Regions from separate parts of the Mus musculus genome. Here region 2 is linked to region 1. A link is a loop called in an ENCODE intact Hi-C map of the cell type or tissue named here. Cell type or tissue: left cerebral cortex. All regions are shown on one strand.

The links. Peaks named below come from ENCODE experiments on the same cell type or tissue, not always from the same donor. Only the 100,000 strongest peaks of a DNase experiment are listed, where the experiment ranks them.
Region 2: a loop joins it to region 1, with 6 times the contacts of the local background. A loop is called at or near these places in 23 of 42 quality-filtered maps.

What each region holds. Positions count from the first base shown.
Region 1 is chr9:56,502,760-56,510,759 of GRCm38, reverse strand. No RefSeq gene overlaps it. Among named protein-coding and RNA genes, the nearest start is that of Gm31529, 73 kb to the left of the region's middle. In left cerebral cortex, CTCF peaks have their summits at 4,386 and 4,586 (motif pointing right); DNase peaks (open chromatin) are centred at 4,551, 5,092, 6,529, 7,188 and 3 more places; H3K4me3 peaks cover 1,838 bases; H3K27ac peaks cover 3,196 bases.
Region 2 is chr9:56,261,162-56,269,161 of GRCm38, reverse strand. All of the region lies in intron 3 of Peak1 (pseudopodium-enriched atypical kinase 1), which reads left to right. It overlaps Peak1os (a long non-coding RNA gene), which reads right to left. Exons shown (of 6, transcript XR_003948326.1): 5 at 1,609-2,588. Among named protein-coding and RNA genes, the nearest start is that of Peak1os, 24 kb to the right of the region's middle. In left cerebral cortex, a CTCF peak has its summit at 4,311 (motif pointing left); a DNase peak (open chromatin) is centred at 4,284.

The DNA.
Region 1 (8,000 bases):
CTACCCTGAAGTTGTGAGACCAGGAGAGCTGGCCCTGGTGGCATGGGCACTGGAGAACTGGCCCCACCCTTGCCTGGGCAAAGCAGGAGAGCTAGCTGCTTCCATCCAGGCCCATACCCAGGGCTTGAGTTGGCCCCACCAATCTATGAAATGCTGGAGCACATAGAAGATTCCAAAGTTGCAGAATCTCCATGATACAGGGCAAAAACAGAATATCTGAAAGGAGTCCTGACGAGGATCCAGTATTGATAGCATAGCAGAAGCCAGAGGCCTGGAACCAGACCAATGACTCATTGCAACGAACATTTGCAAGTGAAGATGTTTGGGCAAAAGGGTGTACTGTGGGACACACCTCCACAACAAGATTTATTTTATTTTTTGTTTTATTTGTTGGGGGAGGTTGCAAGGGAGGAGGGTGTATATGAATGGACAGGGAGATGAGTGGGTGGGATTGGGGTACATGGTGGGAAATTCACAAAGAATCAAAAGGAGAGAGAGAGAGAGAGAGAGAGAATTTGTCTTTGCTTGTGACTTGTATTGAATATGGTTTGGGAAACCTCGCTTGCCCATTCTGCTCTAGAGGCAAAATAGAAACTAGATTGGTCTGGGAAGGTGCTGAGGCTAGACCCTGTTGGGCACCTAAGTTCAGGATAACAACAACAACAAACCCTAGTTTTGTTTCAAATCCAAGTTAGCGGTTGGAATCTATAATATTTATTTGTTATGTGTGTGTGTCAGGATCTCTCACTTGAACCCAGGGCTTGCCAATTTGACCTAGTCTAGCTAGCCAGATTGTTCCAAACTTCCTGTTGCTGCCTCTTAAGTGCTGGGATCACTGGAGGGCTGCCCTGTCTACCTAGCATTTAGGTGTGTATTAGAGTTGTGAGGCAAAGAAGTCATGTCCCCATCGCCTGGAATCTATAATATTTGGATATCCCTTGACTGGATCCCTCTTCCAAGAGAGTGGCTGTCAAGTCCCCAGGGAGGGTGTATGTACAGAATGTGCCTTATTATTGAAAGGGAAAGGCTTAGGGAGGAGAGGTTGGGTTTAAACTTGAGCCACCTAAAGCCTCAGAAGTGAGACGTCAAGTAGACCACTGAACATCCGGGCCCTGAGTTGAAGCTGAAGTTGGAGGAGATATTTTAAACAGTGGATTAGTCAAATCTGTTCTGTTCAGGAAGGAATGTAGAGACAGGAGCAGCTGAGCCTCACTGAGAGGATCAAGAGAGCCAGAGAAGCAGGAACACACAGCCGGCTGCTTGTTGAAAGCCACAGGGAGGAGGAAGGTGTCTTTGCAGAAGGGGCTAACTGTACCTAGCAATACCGAGGCCCTGAAGACGAGTACTGTTGGGAATTGTGGTAACATGAAGGACTCTCGTGCCCTCACCACCAGCATGGGTGTGGAGCCGCAGAGGAAGGAGGTGACATCAACAAGTCTTCAGAGACACTGTAACCTTTGCAAAATGGTCGAAATGAAGCATTAGTCATAAAGATGAGGGATTGGACTAAACAAACTTGTACCCAGCGCCTACTGTGTTCCAGGCACAATGCCAAGGTCCAAGAATGCAGAGGCAGGGAGACAGGCCTGAATAACCACGCTCCAATATGCTTAACCCAGAAAGGCATAAACAGCAACTGGGCCAGCAACGGAGAGGTTGGAGCTGATGGCTCAGGACCAGGAACAGAGTCAGTACAGTGAGACCCCTGTGCTTGGAGATATGAGAGATAAAAGAAAGCCCTGCTCAGCAATGGGGCAGAGGCTTTCAAAATCACAAAGTTGTGCAAGAAAGGGTGTGTGTGTGAGAGATAGCAGCTGGCCAAATGTGACCTCCGGGAGTGACAACGGGCAGAGGGAGCTGAGGAAGATGCATCTGATGAGTGAAGCGCTGCCTGCTTAGCCTGTGTGCCCTGTACTTTAGTGACACTTCCTGCTGAGTGTACTTGTCCATCCTTGTCACCCCAGAGTTCGGAAAGCAGAGGCAGTGGGGGGGGGCGGGGGGGGGGAGGCGGGGAATCAGTAGCTCAGTCCTCTTCAGCTAAGAAGTGAGTCCAGCTGGAGCTACACAAGACCTCGTGAATTGTGTGTGTGTGTGTGTGTGTGTGTGTTAGAAAAAAAGGAGGGTGGGAGGCCTAGAGAGAGAGAATTCTTTTTTTTTAAAAATAATTTATCTATTTTTAATTTATGTGCATTGGTGCTTTGCCTGTATGCACATCTATGTGAGGGTATCAGATATTGGAGTTACAGACACCTGTGAGCTGCCATGTGGGTGCTGGGAATTGGACCTAGGTCCTCTGGAAGAGCAGTCAGTGCTCTTAACCACTGAGCCATCTCCCTAGCCTATCTCTCTCTCTCTCTCTCTCTCTCTCTCTCTCTCTCTCTCTCTCTCTCTCTCTCTCTTTTAAAAAGAGAGGAATACATGGAAAATAGTCCGGATCCACCAGCTGCATCCCAGGTACCAAGCTACCTAAAATATTTTTTGTTTGTTTTGAGATATTGTCTCACTATGTAACCAAAGTTGACCTCAAACTCTTGATCCTCCTGCCTCAGCCTCCCAAGTGATGATGCTCCTTACATTTTTTGAATTAGTGTTTGAAAGATAAAAAAGACCTGAGTTTATATTATGAATCTGTAAGGTGGTAATTGCTTTCATGGCCTTGGGTCCTTTAACTTGATAGAGACTCGGAGATTTAGGCTAACAGGGATCATTCGGTCATGTACATTAACAGTTTTCCAAGGAGATACAAAAGCGACCAGCTGAGAACCAGAGAACCAGTGCCAACAGCTTTTCTAGGTACACAAGGCAGATTCAAATACCCATTTAACAGATGGCACAAACTAAGTCTGTAAGAAATGCAGACCTGTCTCAGGCCCCAGCAGAGTTAACAGCTGCAGGAAGCAGCTTGCACCATGCTTGGCTATCTCAGTTGGGGAAACGCTAAGCTTGTGAAGGGACCTGGAGCCAAAGGCCCACTGGAGTGGCATGAGGAGGAGGGAAAAGCACTTCAGGTTCAAGTTGCTAGTTTTGCAGAGTGTAAAATTACCGTACAAGTCCTAGAGAATAAACAGAGTTAACACCCCATTAAATACAATGGACTTTCGCCGTGTGCGCCAGACGTGCTAGGACTGAAACTAGCTGAGCGGGAGGGAAATGTATCACACCCGCTGCCTTCATGCTTCCAAAGAAGAAAAATCCAGAGCAGGGGTAAGAAAGCCCCGGCAGCGGCTCTGCAGGCTCAGGGCTGAGGACCCGGTAATGAAGTCTTTCTGGAAGGTAGGAAGGGCTGTGTGCAGTGTGCTATTTTTAAACCTGCTGTAGTGGCAGTTGTATTCCTGCCCTGGCACTTTCTCTTGCAGAGGAGGGGCTCGGGGGAATGCAGCCAGGAATTTAGATGCTATTTATTGTATTTCCTTTTATCAGTCAAATGATTTTCTTATTTCCCACGTAGATAAAGATCTTGCGCTCCCAGCTTCGGCTTGTTGACCTTGTCAGGACCGCTGTGCTGTCTGGAAATTGGTCCCAGAGAGAGAGAGAAGGGCATTGTTGTTAGGGGCTGTTTGGTGGTTTGGGTTTTCAGTCCTCCCAGCAGAGAGGAGCTCAGTTTGCCAAAAATAAACAAATAAAAATCTTCCCCTCAAAACAGAAACTGATTGTCTTATGCCTTCTATTTTTCTCTTGCAAAACTGAAAGGTTGTCCAATAAGTTTGCTTCAGTAGCTTTCTGCACCTGGCTTGGGAGCTTGGGCAGCGCGCGCGCGCGCGCGCGCGCGCACACACACACACACACACACACACACACTTCTCTCCCTCCCCTCTTTCTTCCTCATTTCTTTTCCTTCACCGTTTCCCTTCCTTTCTCCTCCTCTCCCTCTCTTCTTCCTCTTTATCTCCCTCCTTCTCTCTCCCTCCTCCCTCTCTTCCTCCCTACGCCCTTCCTTTTCTCCCATTTTCTACCTCTTTCCTCTCTCCTTCTCCCCTTCTCTCCTTCTCTCGCTCTCTGTCGTTTCCCCTCCCTCAACCCGGCGAATCGACTCTGGCAGTGCTGCAGAGCCTTCTTCTTGGCAGGAAACAGGGCAGAGGGCGGGGCCTCCCTCTGTCTGTGTTGCCAGCTCCTGGAGGTGGAGATGCCAGTATGCCTGAGCTGAGCCATGGCAGCTTCCACTCTGCTGGAAGCCTCGGAGGCAGCCAGGCCTCTGCCAGCGCCTTCCAAGGGCACAATGAGGCCACAGGGCTGCCTCTCGGCCAGAGGCCTCCTCGTGGGCACGCTGCCCCTATTGTCTCGCCTGGCTTGGGATTGCTGGCTAGGTTCTCATGCAGAAGTCAGCGCCACTGCCTCTCACCTCGGAACTAGCTCAGCAGATGCTGCGGGAGGCTGGAGTTTTATAGCAAATCCTCATTTTTGGCTGGCTCGCAGCTACAGAACATCAAAAGAACCAGCTAGTCCGAGGGCAGCCAGCCTCTTGCAGGCTCGCAGTGGGAAGAAAAAGGAGGTGCAAGGCCTCCAGCATGCCACGGTGAGCCAAGGTTTTAACCAGGAACTTGCTTTCCAGACCCCTCGGGTCCTTTCCCTCCACCGCGGTGCTGTCTGATCTGGACAGCAGAGGGCGCTGCTTCCTCTGACAGCACAGCGACCCAGTCTGGCTTCCCACATCTGGAAATGGGCTCTACCACTCTTACGAAATACCAGAGAGCCGGGGATCTGTCTGTGTGAGACGTGCTGGCACCCGAATGCACACGCATACACATCATGAATTCCACTTTCTCATGAGTTAGATTTCCCGTGAAGAGCGCTTGTGGAATGTGGGGAATTTGCCTTGCCAAGGCGGCCAGCACATCCTATTCTTGGGCTTGTCTGGCCCAGGTTGGAATGCTTGGATGGACCACCCTCTGGTCTGAAGCCTTTACCCTCCCCTCCCACGTGGAGAGGGGAAGAAAAATGGGAGACCTCCCAGATCTTTTTCTCAAGGGAAGAAAATTAAAAATGTTCAGCGCTGACCTTATAGGCCTTCCTGATGAAAGCAGATGTGGACAGCCAAGCAGCTTCCTAATTACAAGAGATTAGGAACGCCAAAGTGACAAGCCAAGGATGGAGGAGGACAGGGCTGAAGCCAGCCAAAAGCCCTCGTTGCTATTCTGAGTCTGCTCTCCAGACTTCTGAAAGCTGCATGCATTTAAATGTCCACATTTTCTGCAGAAGCCAGAAATCTCTACTTCTCTTGGCCAAACAACACATCAGTCTAATATGGTGTGAGAGAAATATGTTACATTCTTTTATGAACAGAATGTTAACATCAACCAGAATCAATATTTATATCCAAGAACACAATGAACTGGCTTGTTTTGGACTGCACGAGTTTAAGACTGGGACATTGGGAAAGAGTGGGGGGCCCTTCCCTCCCCACCCCTGAAAGACAGACAGGCTGAGGCTCAGGCATCCCAAAAGCGTTCTGCTTGGAAGTCTGGCCTTGGGTCCTTTCCCTGCCCTGCAGGGCTCCTGTCTCTTGGGATTGTAAGAAGAAACCAGAGCAGCAGGCGAAGCCGGATTCCATGATGAGGTGCAGGATGTGAACCCGCATCCTGTAGGCAGGTCAAGGCCTCCTCCTGTCAAGCTAGGAGAGAAGGGCCAGGGCCAGGCCTGCATCCGGCCTTTCCTGCTGAACTCAGACTACTAGGTGCTGACACAGGACAGAGGGACACTCGGAAGCTGACAAGGACCAGAAGGGAGTGTTGCCCCTATGTAGGTGGATTTTTTTTTTTTTTTTTTTTTTTGGACCAGGCAGTTACTTTCAGGTGAGGCAGGGGCTGGGAAAGAGGCCGAAGCATCCCTACCTCCATCAAATAAATGTCTTTATTCCTTCACATTGACTTTTTTTTTTTCTTCCAACTTTTCCTCCTCTGGAGTCAGCTACTTGCTCCCTGCATGTAAAATCTTTACCTAATTAAAACAAAAACAAAGGTCTTTCCCAGATGATCTTGTGTTTCCTGGCAACACTGAATCTCAAAAGGGAACTTCCTCTCCACCCTCGCAACCCATGGACTCAACGGGGGCTCCTTTTCCCCAGCAAACCAGCCCTCTTGGTTTTGTGATGAGGCACTGAGTACTAGACCCTTGCAGCAACCGCACTTGTCTCTCATTAAATACCTGCAGCTCATTACTGCATACCCTGCAGCAATCCTCACTGCCTTAATAGACGAGATCTTCAGGAACGATCCTTTGGTTGAGAGTGAAGATTAAGGCATGATTAATCTTGGCCCCCTTTAACTGTGGGTCAAGTCTTCAGAGTGGGAAACCCCTCGGGGCATGACCACAGCTGATAATCTTTTTGTAGTCTCCAGCCTTTCCCCAGGTGTTTAGTTGCTGCCCCGTGCTTGGCTCATCCTGTAGCCTTCACCCAGATCTTTTCTATCTTGAGACAGGGTCTCACTCTGTAGTGCTAGCTGGCCTGGAACTCACTATGGAGATCAGGCTGCTTCAGCCTCCTGAGTGTTGGGATGCTAAGCCTATCCTGCCATGCCCAGCTTTTCATACAGTTCCAAGAGACAAACAGGAAACATCCCAAGCACACTTGCTATAAAATCAGCCAACATAAACAGATACTGCCACGCCAGAGGAACGTCTGGAGTATTCTTTCCAGATGCACAAGTTCCCTTGTTGAATCTCTTGCAGGAAGCATATGCAAGAACAGGCTCTAATAACTGCAGAGATGCTAGCTGATCTAAGCTAGCTAGAAAAGCTCCTCTGTCCATGTGCTCTTCTGGAGTCAAGGGAAGGGGAGCATAGTCATGGTTGGGGTAAAGCAAAGTTTGAACATGAAATCTTTACCAGGGGCAGGAGAGCTCATAGGTGACCTGGCTCCCTGTAAGTCTACCCCGTGTTACTCCATGTCCAAACTTAGCTCTCAAGAGTAGCCCATTAACAGAGATGCTTTGGCACTTCTTTACAGTAAACGAACACACCACAAAGACCTTGCTTCCAGCCACTTCTATCTGCCCCAGCCTGCCTTCCCCCAGCTCTCCAGAGGGCCTGCCCATCAGAGCCTCTCTTCCCACCCCGCCCACCTATAACCCCTGCTGCATTTTGCTCTTTCTTTATCTCTCTCTGGGATTACAGGCATTCTCCACTCTGCCCATCTTAGACATGTTATTTATGGCTTTGTGGGGGAGCACAAGCATGTCTATATGACACACTTTAAATATTTTGATAGCTATCTTCTAATATAGTGGATTTCTTAACATTTTTTCATGTTATTTTGAGACACCGTGTAGCCCTGGCTGGCTGGGAACTTTGTAGACCAGGTTGGTCTCAAACTTGGTGAGATCCACCTGTCCCTGGCTCCTGGATGCTGGGATTAAAGACATGTGCCTGCACATCTGGCTAACTTCTTCTTTTTTGTAATGTAGTTGAAAACATTGCTTCTAGAAGGGCTGATCCATACATAGCCCCTACTGGATTGCCACAGGGATTCATGACAAAAAAAACCAAAAAAAGACTATGATCCTCTGAGCTAGTTTATTATCTTCTCATGCTATTGCTTTGCAAAACCAGCTGTGATTATTTTTCCCTCTGCTACAAAATAAGGTCCCTTAGCATGGCGTTTGGTGCTTATTACAACCCACTTCCCAAACACTTCACTGTCTGCAGTACCTGCCCCCCCCCCCCCCATCACTCTGTCAAGCGCTCTACCACAGAGCAACCTGGCCATTTCTAGTTTCTTTTAAAAAGCCCCCTATGGACCTCCCTGTAGCACAACCATCGAAACCTTCCTTTGTATTTTCCAGGACTCTCTGCTCACAGCTGTTTGATCACTTATCAGACCCCACTGTAGCTGGCTTCCGTGTCTTTGTTTTTATTGTTGTACTATGAACTAGCTCCCAGAGGAGAGGGACTTCCTCAGCTTTCCACCCAAAGTGCATGGAAATGTCCAAATGGAATGGATGACTATATCTAAAACATTCGCTCTCCCGAGCTTTGAGGGAAACCCAGTGGCCACATTAGTCTGC
Region 2 (8,000 bases), 240 kb after region 1:
CTGCAGTTCCTCAGTGCCAGCTTTGATTTCTGCTTTTACTCTATGGTGGAATAAAGCTAACTAGAGGGTTGTCACTATTTCTCTTTCGTTGTCTCCCCATCCACTTCAGCCACCTGTGCATTTCATATCGCTCCTACTGTATTTTTTACTCAAGGTTAAGAGTCAAGTATGTATGGAAAACATATAAATTAAAGGTGCAGGTATTTTTAATCACTTGCCTGGCTTTAGGAGATGGAGATGCTTGCTCTCTCTATTCAGAGCAACAGTTCAGTTTTGTTGTGTTGTTTTGCTTTGCCTTTTCCACCGTCCACTACAGTTTAAGTGTACACTTAAAGGAGTGTCACTGGTGTGAGCTTGATTATCCCCTAAGTGTTAGAATTATAGGTATATAGCATCAGACCCAGTGTGGTCGTCTTATGCCAGCTTTCTATCTTTCCTTTCTCAAGGCCTATTTTATTTCTGTTCATGTGTTTATACCTATATAAGCATACACAATGTCGGGTATAGGTGTCCCTGCAGGCCAGCTGAAGCTAGAAGTAGTCGTGCGCTGTCCCACATGGGTGCTGAGGATAGATCTTGGGTCCTTTGGGAGCAGCGAGTTCTCTTAACCTCTGAGCCATCTCTCCAACCCCTTTCTAACATACTGGAAATCCCACATTGTAAAGCACAGTAAATACGGCTTATATCATGGTGTCATTTCCGTCTTCACTTGGAAATCCTGAATCATTTCCATAAGAATTGAGCCTGTTTGTCCCTTCATTATTTCTTATATTAATAGTGTGGTTGTTGCCAGCTCAGACTATAAACACAAATGTACACGCAGACTAGAAATAGTGCTTATTAGTTATAAGTGGCCATTTTGTAATAACAGCTCAGCATATGTTTATGTTAATGTATTTGTGTGAGGGTATGTGTAGTATAAGTGTGGATATGCTCATGTGTATGAAGGCGAGTGTGCTCCTTGGTGTGCGTATAGATGCCTGAAATTGACTGCAGGTGTGACCGTCTCTTGTTTGCCATTGTGTGTGTGTGTGTGTGTGTGTGTGTGTGTGTGTGTGTGTGTGTGTGTGTGTGTGTGCTTTTGAGTTAAGGTCTCTCACTGTGCTTGTTGTTTCAGCTAGGCTGCCTAGCCAGCAAGCTCCAGCCATCAGCCTGTTCAATCAGTGCTGAGGTCACATGCACATGCTGCTAGCCCTGCCTTATATGTGGGTGCTGGAGATCTGAGCCCAGGCCCACATGCTCACACAACAAGCAGTTTACCCTCTGAGCCATCCATCCCTCGCGTCCCTGTTAACTTGTCTTAGACAGAGACTTTAGATCAATACTGACCTATTTTGAGAACTCACAGACCCTTGAAAACTACACCCTGGATCCCAGTTTAGGAAATACTCTTTCAGTATAATTTTAATTAAAACTTGTTACATTGCAGTATTTTCTTGAAGCAATCAATCTATACTTCTCAAAGTAGTGTGTAATTCAGACGTTGACTAATTTGCCATTTTCTTCTTTAAAGGTTTAAATTATAAATGTTTTACAGAATAGATTGTTTACTTTGCTGTAGCTAAAGGAGGAAAATTTTAGTGTAGTTGAAAATATAATATCACTTACCAAAGTACAGGTTACACTAGATAGTGAAGTCTCCAGAAATGGTTGCATTGCTAAAATCATACAAGTCCGGTTTCTCTTCGTAGAATAATGAACTTTTTTCTTCCCAGTTTCCCTTTCCTCTGCTTCTTAGTTCCTTCATCTCTCTTCTCCTCATTTCTTTTCTTTTGATGTACACAACATGTCTTCTCTGTCGTCCATGCCTGAGCTGAACTGTACCATTTATACATACTCGTGGTACATTCGCTCACCCTGTACCATTTGTATATACACGTGGTGCATTCACTCACCCTGGCTCTGGCCTTCACAGGCTCTGTGTGGCCTTGGACAAATCCCAGTTTCTTCACTCTAAGAGCAGCACCAATGGTATCATATATGTCCCAGGGTCTTTTGAAAATTGTGAGTCTTCATGGGCAAAGTGACCCTATGTCTAGGACTTAGTAGAATTTGTTCAGTCTGCTCTCTTCAGGGTCTAGTTTTTTCTCAGCAGTCCATTGATGCAAATAAGAAGAGGACATAGCACAGTTCTGTCTTCACAGGACTTGTATTTTACAGTATGATGCGATATAATAATAGTGGTATTTAGGGAATCAGAAGGAAAAGTCATCACAGAGGTAACCCCTGAACAGAATTGTGAACAGCTAAAAGTGAATGGGCTGCTTCTGTCATGTAATAGAGCTTTAAGATATGCAAATTAAGCATGCTTTGCTTTGCTCTGTTCTTGAATTAATAGAACATCATATCTTAAGAGTTTGCCTATTCTTGTAGCCAGGAAAGTGATATTATTATTATCACCGTAGCCGTCGTCATCATCATCATCATGCTATCTCCAGAAGAGCCTTCTCATAGAGTTTCTATTTGTGATCCACAGTGAAACTGTCTTTTATCTCCTGCAAGCATCTTCCTGCAGCTTTGCTTCCACTTCCTCTCTACCCTTTTAGTCATGTACTGAAGGTCTTGGCATGTCAGGTCAGCATTTTTCACTGTGGAAAAAGGAAAAGTTGGGAACAATGACGTGGGATATTTGTCACATTTTCCTTTGCTTTTTAAAAAAATATATAAGTGAATCACAAATTCCATTACAAATCCTAATGAAAACCTTGCTTTATAAATTTGACGTTGGAATCATAGAGACTGGCTACTGTGGGATGCCATGTGGCCTAGCGCCTCCAAGTGTGTCCTTAAAAGCCTGTGGACAGCAGTGAGGATTCTTGGCTCTGCCACTGTGGAAATGAGGCAGATTTTATGGGGAGAGCTAATGGCCTTCAGGAGTCAAAGTATTGGGGGAGGACCTTAGCAGTCTATTCCCATACTCCTTTATGATGGTCGGGCTTTCCTTTGGTTACCTTTAAGGAGTACTGTGTGAGGAGTTTAATAGACCCCCTACCCAGTCCCTCTTTAAGGACAGGAACTGCATCCCTCTTAGCAAGCGCAGATGCTGACAGTTTAGTCCAAGATTGAAATCCAGGGAGAATTGGTTGTTTTGTGTCAAATCTACTTGAAACAGTTGGGCAAGAAGCACACTAATTATAGCCATTGTTGAGCAGCAGAGAGCAAAGAGCAGCAGTAGGTTCTCAGAAGGCCTTCATGACTCAAGATGAAATCAGCTACTCTAGAATAGCTCTATCTATAGCTCGAGGGGTTTCATCCTGGAAGTTATGAAATAGAATTTTAGATCATGGGGTAAATCCTGGCTAGCTTCTGGAGGCAGCTTCAGCCATTAAAATTTCCCATCAACCATTTCATCTGTAGGATTTGCTTTAGGGTTCTAAGAATGTGGTTTGGTTTGAGCCTGCGCTGGTCTCATGTGCTGGTCTCTGTAAGTTCAAATGTGTATCAGTCCTGCTGTGTCTGGACACTGTTTCCTTTGAGTCATCCCAGCGATGACAGGAAGTGGACGCAAGTCTCACCCCTAACTAAGATGCTATTTGCAGTTGATACTGGCTAGGAAAGGGAAATCAGTTTTCTCCAGCAGAGTGTTTTGGGATGTATCAACCACACTCCAAGGAAGTCAGTGTAAAACAGGCTCCATGGGACTTGGAGTTTTTAAGGGGGTGCTATTTAGAGTTTGTTTTGTCTTATTAGTTTTTTGTGTTTTATTTGATTTTCATTTTTGTTTTGTTTTTGGAAAGGGGGAGTGGGAGAAAATATCAGGTTGGGTAGGTAGGGGTCTGGGGTGAATTTGGGGAAAGGGAAAACATGATCAAAATTATGAAAAATTTTAAATAAAAGATTATAAAGAATATATAAGCAAATGAGCTTTAAAAAAAAAAACCAAGCATTACATTTTGATACTCCTTATCAGACCTGCTCTGGCAAATTCGTAGAGCGTGTCAGAGCAGGTCGCTGTGTCTGTATGCACATGCTGCAGGAGACACTTTTATTTCTTAATGTCTCAACTTAAGTTCGGTGACTCAAGTTTCCTGTTTGGACAGTGCTGTCAACGAGAGGGCACGAGAAGGGAAAGCTGTAGGTATTATCAATTGCCCTTAAGTGATTCTGCAAAGGCAGGAAAGCCAGAAGACCCGGCCTCGGATAGACCTGCATTGGGTATAGCTTCCTTCTCTAAGGGCCTGCATTAAGTTAAAATAGTTTTGACAGCATCTTTAACTGAACATCTTTGTCTCCAAACATAATTAGTGTTTAAAGCGGAAGGCATCAAAGTCCAGGTTTTGTGGCTTAGACAGCAGCTCCATCTGGTGCTTACTGGAGGTGTGTGCTCCTTTCATCTCCGGGTTCCAAGCAGCATAGATACAGATGTGCACAGGCCTTTCAAAGGAACGGCCACACTAAAACTGGCTTCTAGCGATGACGTGAGTTAACTGGTCTTGATGAACCTCATTTGGCAGTTTTGTTAATGTGGTTGTTGCTGATCAATTCAAAAGCCATCATTTGGTTTAACTAACATACTCAGATGGAAATAATTTTTCATATTTATTAATCTTGGAGAAAAATAAAGCACATACTACTTACAAAGAAAACCTGTAGTACCTTACGAGGAATAGGTCAGCTTGGTTAACAAGCTATTAGGCAGGATGTCTTCCTCTTTTCTGTTCAGTGTCATATGATGCTTAGTATACAGGATGTGGTTTTTAAAAAAGAAAACTTGCTGACTCGAAGGAAATGCCTCAAGTTGCTAGTAGAAATTAATTCTGAATAATAGGTTTACACAATTTTTCTGCATTCATTGTATTCCATGTTTGCATTGGGGTTTTTTATTTCTTCAAGAAGACTATACTACAAAAAAGGGGCAAGGCTAACAAAAGTAAATTAGCAATTTTAAACATATGCTAGGCCCAGCAAATGGCTAAGCAGGTAAATTTGCTTATGCTAAGCCTAACAACTTGATACAGTCACTGGAACCTGCATGGGTGAGAAGAAAAACTGACTTCTGCAGGTTATCCTCTGACCTCCGCAGACATAAACACATACATCAAATAAATACATTTTGTAGACGAAACATACATAGTATAGCCCTAGTCTCAGTTCTGGTCTCACATTTACTGTAAATGTAGGAGAATTACTTTCTTTTCTGGTCTTCAGAACCCCTGGTTCATCAAACAACAGAAACAAAATGAGAGCTTCGTCAGTTTTAACATTCTCAGATTTGAATTGTGCTCTCTTTCCCTGCCTTTTCTGCCTCTCTTATTCTTCTCTGTCTTCCCCCCACTATCACCATACAACATTATCTACTTTCTCCTATATTAAAATCAAGAAGTCCTTTTTGAATCTAACTCTTCCTACCCAAATCTTTTCCAAAGAGTCATCTGCCAGTGTCCTGCCACTTTGCTGTCCAGCCCACCAGTCTGAATTCCATCCTCACTGCTACACCAGAACACAGAGAGGCCAGCCTACGCTTGTTCTGCCAAGTGTACTGGGACACATAGGCCCTCATTTCCCAGTACCCCTGAGCAGCATAGGAAATAGCTGTCTGCTCTTCTGGCGTCCGCCTCATCGTTACCTTGAATGTAGCTTTTATTTGCCCTTTTTTCTGAGAGAAAGGGGTAGTTATGTCTTCTCCCTGGTTCACCCCCAGCATGTTCTCTACCATCCCCATGCTCTTCCTAGCCTAGAAAATACCCCCAAGCACTTGAGAGGCACACAGTTCTCTCCTGTGTTCTAGATTGGTGAAAATCAACAGCCTACTCTGTTGTATGTGGGCTCACAGAGCATGCTCTGATCATCTTCCCTGCAGAAGTTATGCCATCTCCAGTATTCCTATCTTGGTAAATATCCTTGCACATTGTTGGAATAAACTCCACCTCAGCACCTCTTAACTCTCTCCAAAGTCCAGTCATTCTTTGAGATAAGTTTCCCTGCCTTGCCTGATACGATGCCACACCCTAGGGCAGATTCTCATTAGATCTTAGCATGCCTGTAGCAGCCCTTGAAACATTTTCTTGCCTTTTATTCTTCCTTCCAAGGTCTATTTTCTGTCCAGCCCAAACTGTCTTTTGTAGCTCAGGTTTATTGAAGTTTAATTTGCATATAATAAAATTCATCCTTTTTAGTGTTCAATTTATGAGTTTTGACAAATATGTGCAGTTGTGTATGATTGGCTCCAGTTTTTGTCTGTAAATCTCTGTATACTGGTTTTGGTATAAGTAGACATTTTTATTGTTTCTAGTAAATATCGAAGAATGAGATTGTTAGGTATCAAAGCAAATTTATGTTTAACTTTATAAGAAGCTGCCAGACTGTTTTCCAAATTAACTGAACCATCCAAGTCCTCACAAGTGTGCCACATGCTCAACTTCACAAACATACACTCACTGATTGTCCCAGGAAGTTCACACCGTGGGTCTCACTTGCTTTTCTATATGACAAGCAGCATTTAGTGTCAGATAGCTATAAGATATATATGCATATATGTGTGTGTATATGTGTGTATGTGTGTATACATACACACACACACACATACACACGCACTGTATATGAACACAGTATGTGGCAGTATATCTACTAAAATCCATCATTTGTTTTGCATTCACACTCCCAAAGCCCATCTGTTTTGAAAGTGTTTTTACTTTAGGTAAAAAATCCCCTTTTTCATGTGTGTGTGTGTGTCCATGCGTATACTGAAGCCAGAGCATTGTGTGTGCTAGGCAACCATACTATCACAAGTTATATCCCCAGCTCAACATGTTTTATTTTGATGGGTCCCAAGTAATCAGTTGGACTTTTTTCATATTTTAGGCATTAAATCCCCACACTTTTGTCTGTCCTAAGGTTAGGAGTACTGTAGCTCTATTCTGAGTCTTGAACCCAGGAAGCTTGGCCCTGCCAACACAAGTCATTGTCATTCTACGTAGAAGCATAGGGCTGTGATGGCACTCTAGAAGGTCTGCAGTGCTGAGAGGTGAGTGGCACAAAACTTTAAAGTACAGTGCATTTAATCATCCCAGTACTGGTAGGAACATAGACAGATGCCAGGAGCTTGCTGACCAACCAGCCTAGCCAAATTGGTGAGCTCAGGACCCCATCTCAAAATACAAGGCAGAGAAGAGCTGAGAAAGACATCCAGTGTCATCCTCTGGCCTCCACATGCATATGTGCACACACTCAACACAAATGCTTACATACACATACACACAGGAAGGGAGGGAGGCCCCTGTCTTTGGAAACAGAAGGGACCTTCTGTAATCCAAGAAGAGATGAGTACCCAATTGGAGAGTACAGCAAGAGTTGATTGTCAAGAAGATGGTGAGGTGCTAAGAGGCATAGATCTAGTCTTACAGCTTCTAATACCGTGTTTAAAATTCAGATTTGTTATTCTCCCCTAGCATTTGACTTAGGTAAGACCTGGAGTGTCCCCCGTGTGGTTTTTATTCACCTGGCAGCATTCACCAGTGTGCACACTGGCATTAGGAAGTGCTGCATTAGGTAAGGCTGCCCAAGAATACCTGGTTCCATGCTAATTAGTAAGAAGGCGATGGAGTCACATCTGCCAATGTAGAGCAGTGGCTCAGCTGAGATTAACATGCAAGTGTAACAAGTCGGGGGCTGGACCTAAAGAAACTGCATTTCTAACAAGTTCCAGGTGAGGCTAGTGTGTTTCTCTGAGAACCACACCTGAAGTAGCAGCAATAACAAACAAGATGATGGCATAGAATGGGACAAGACTCAGCCTCACTTATCCCAGTCATCTGGACAAGAGATGGCAAGCATCTGAACTGCTAGCAGTGCCTGGCGATGGCAAGAATAGGGTCCAGTGAGATGTAAGAAGACAAAATTGGAAAAACTGACTTAGAGAAACGAGGGATTGATTTTTAGCGCACTGGATCCAAAGAGTCTGCTAAGCAGCTAATATGTTAAGGGTGAATGGAAGAATGCATAGGAACTGAGATATGTCAAGCAGAGATTGACTGACACTCACAGATCAGTATCAAAGGCAA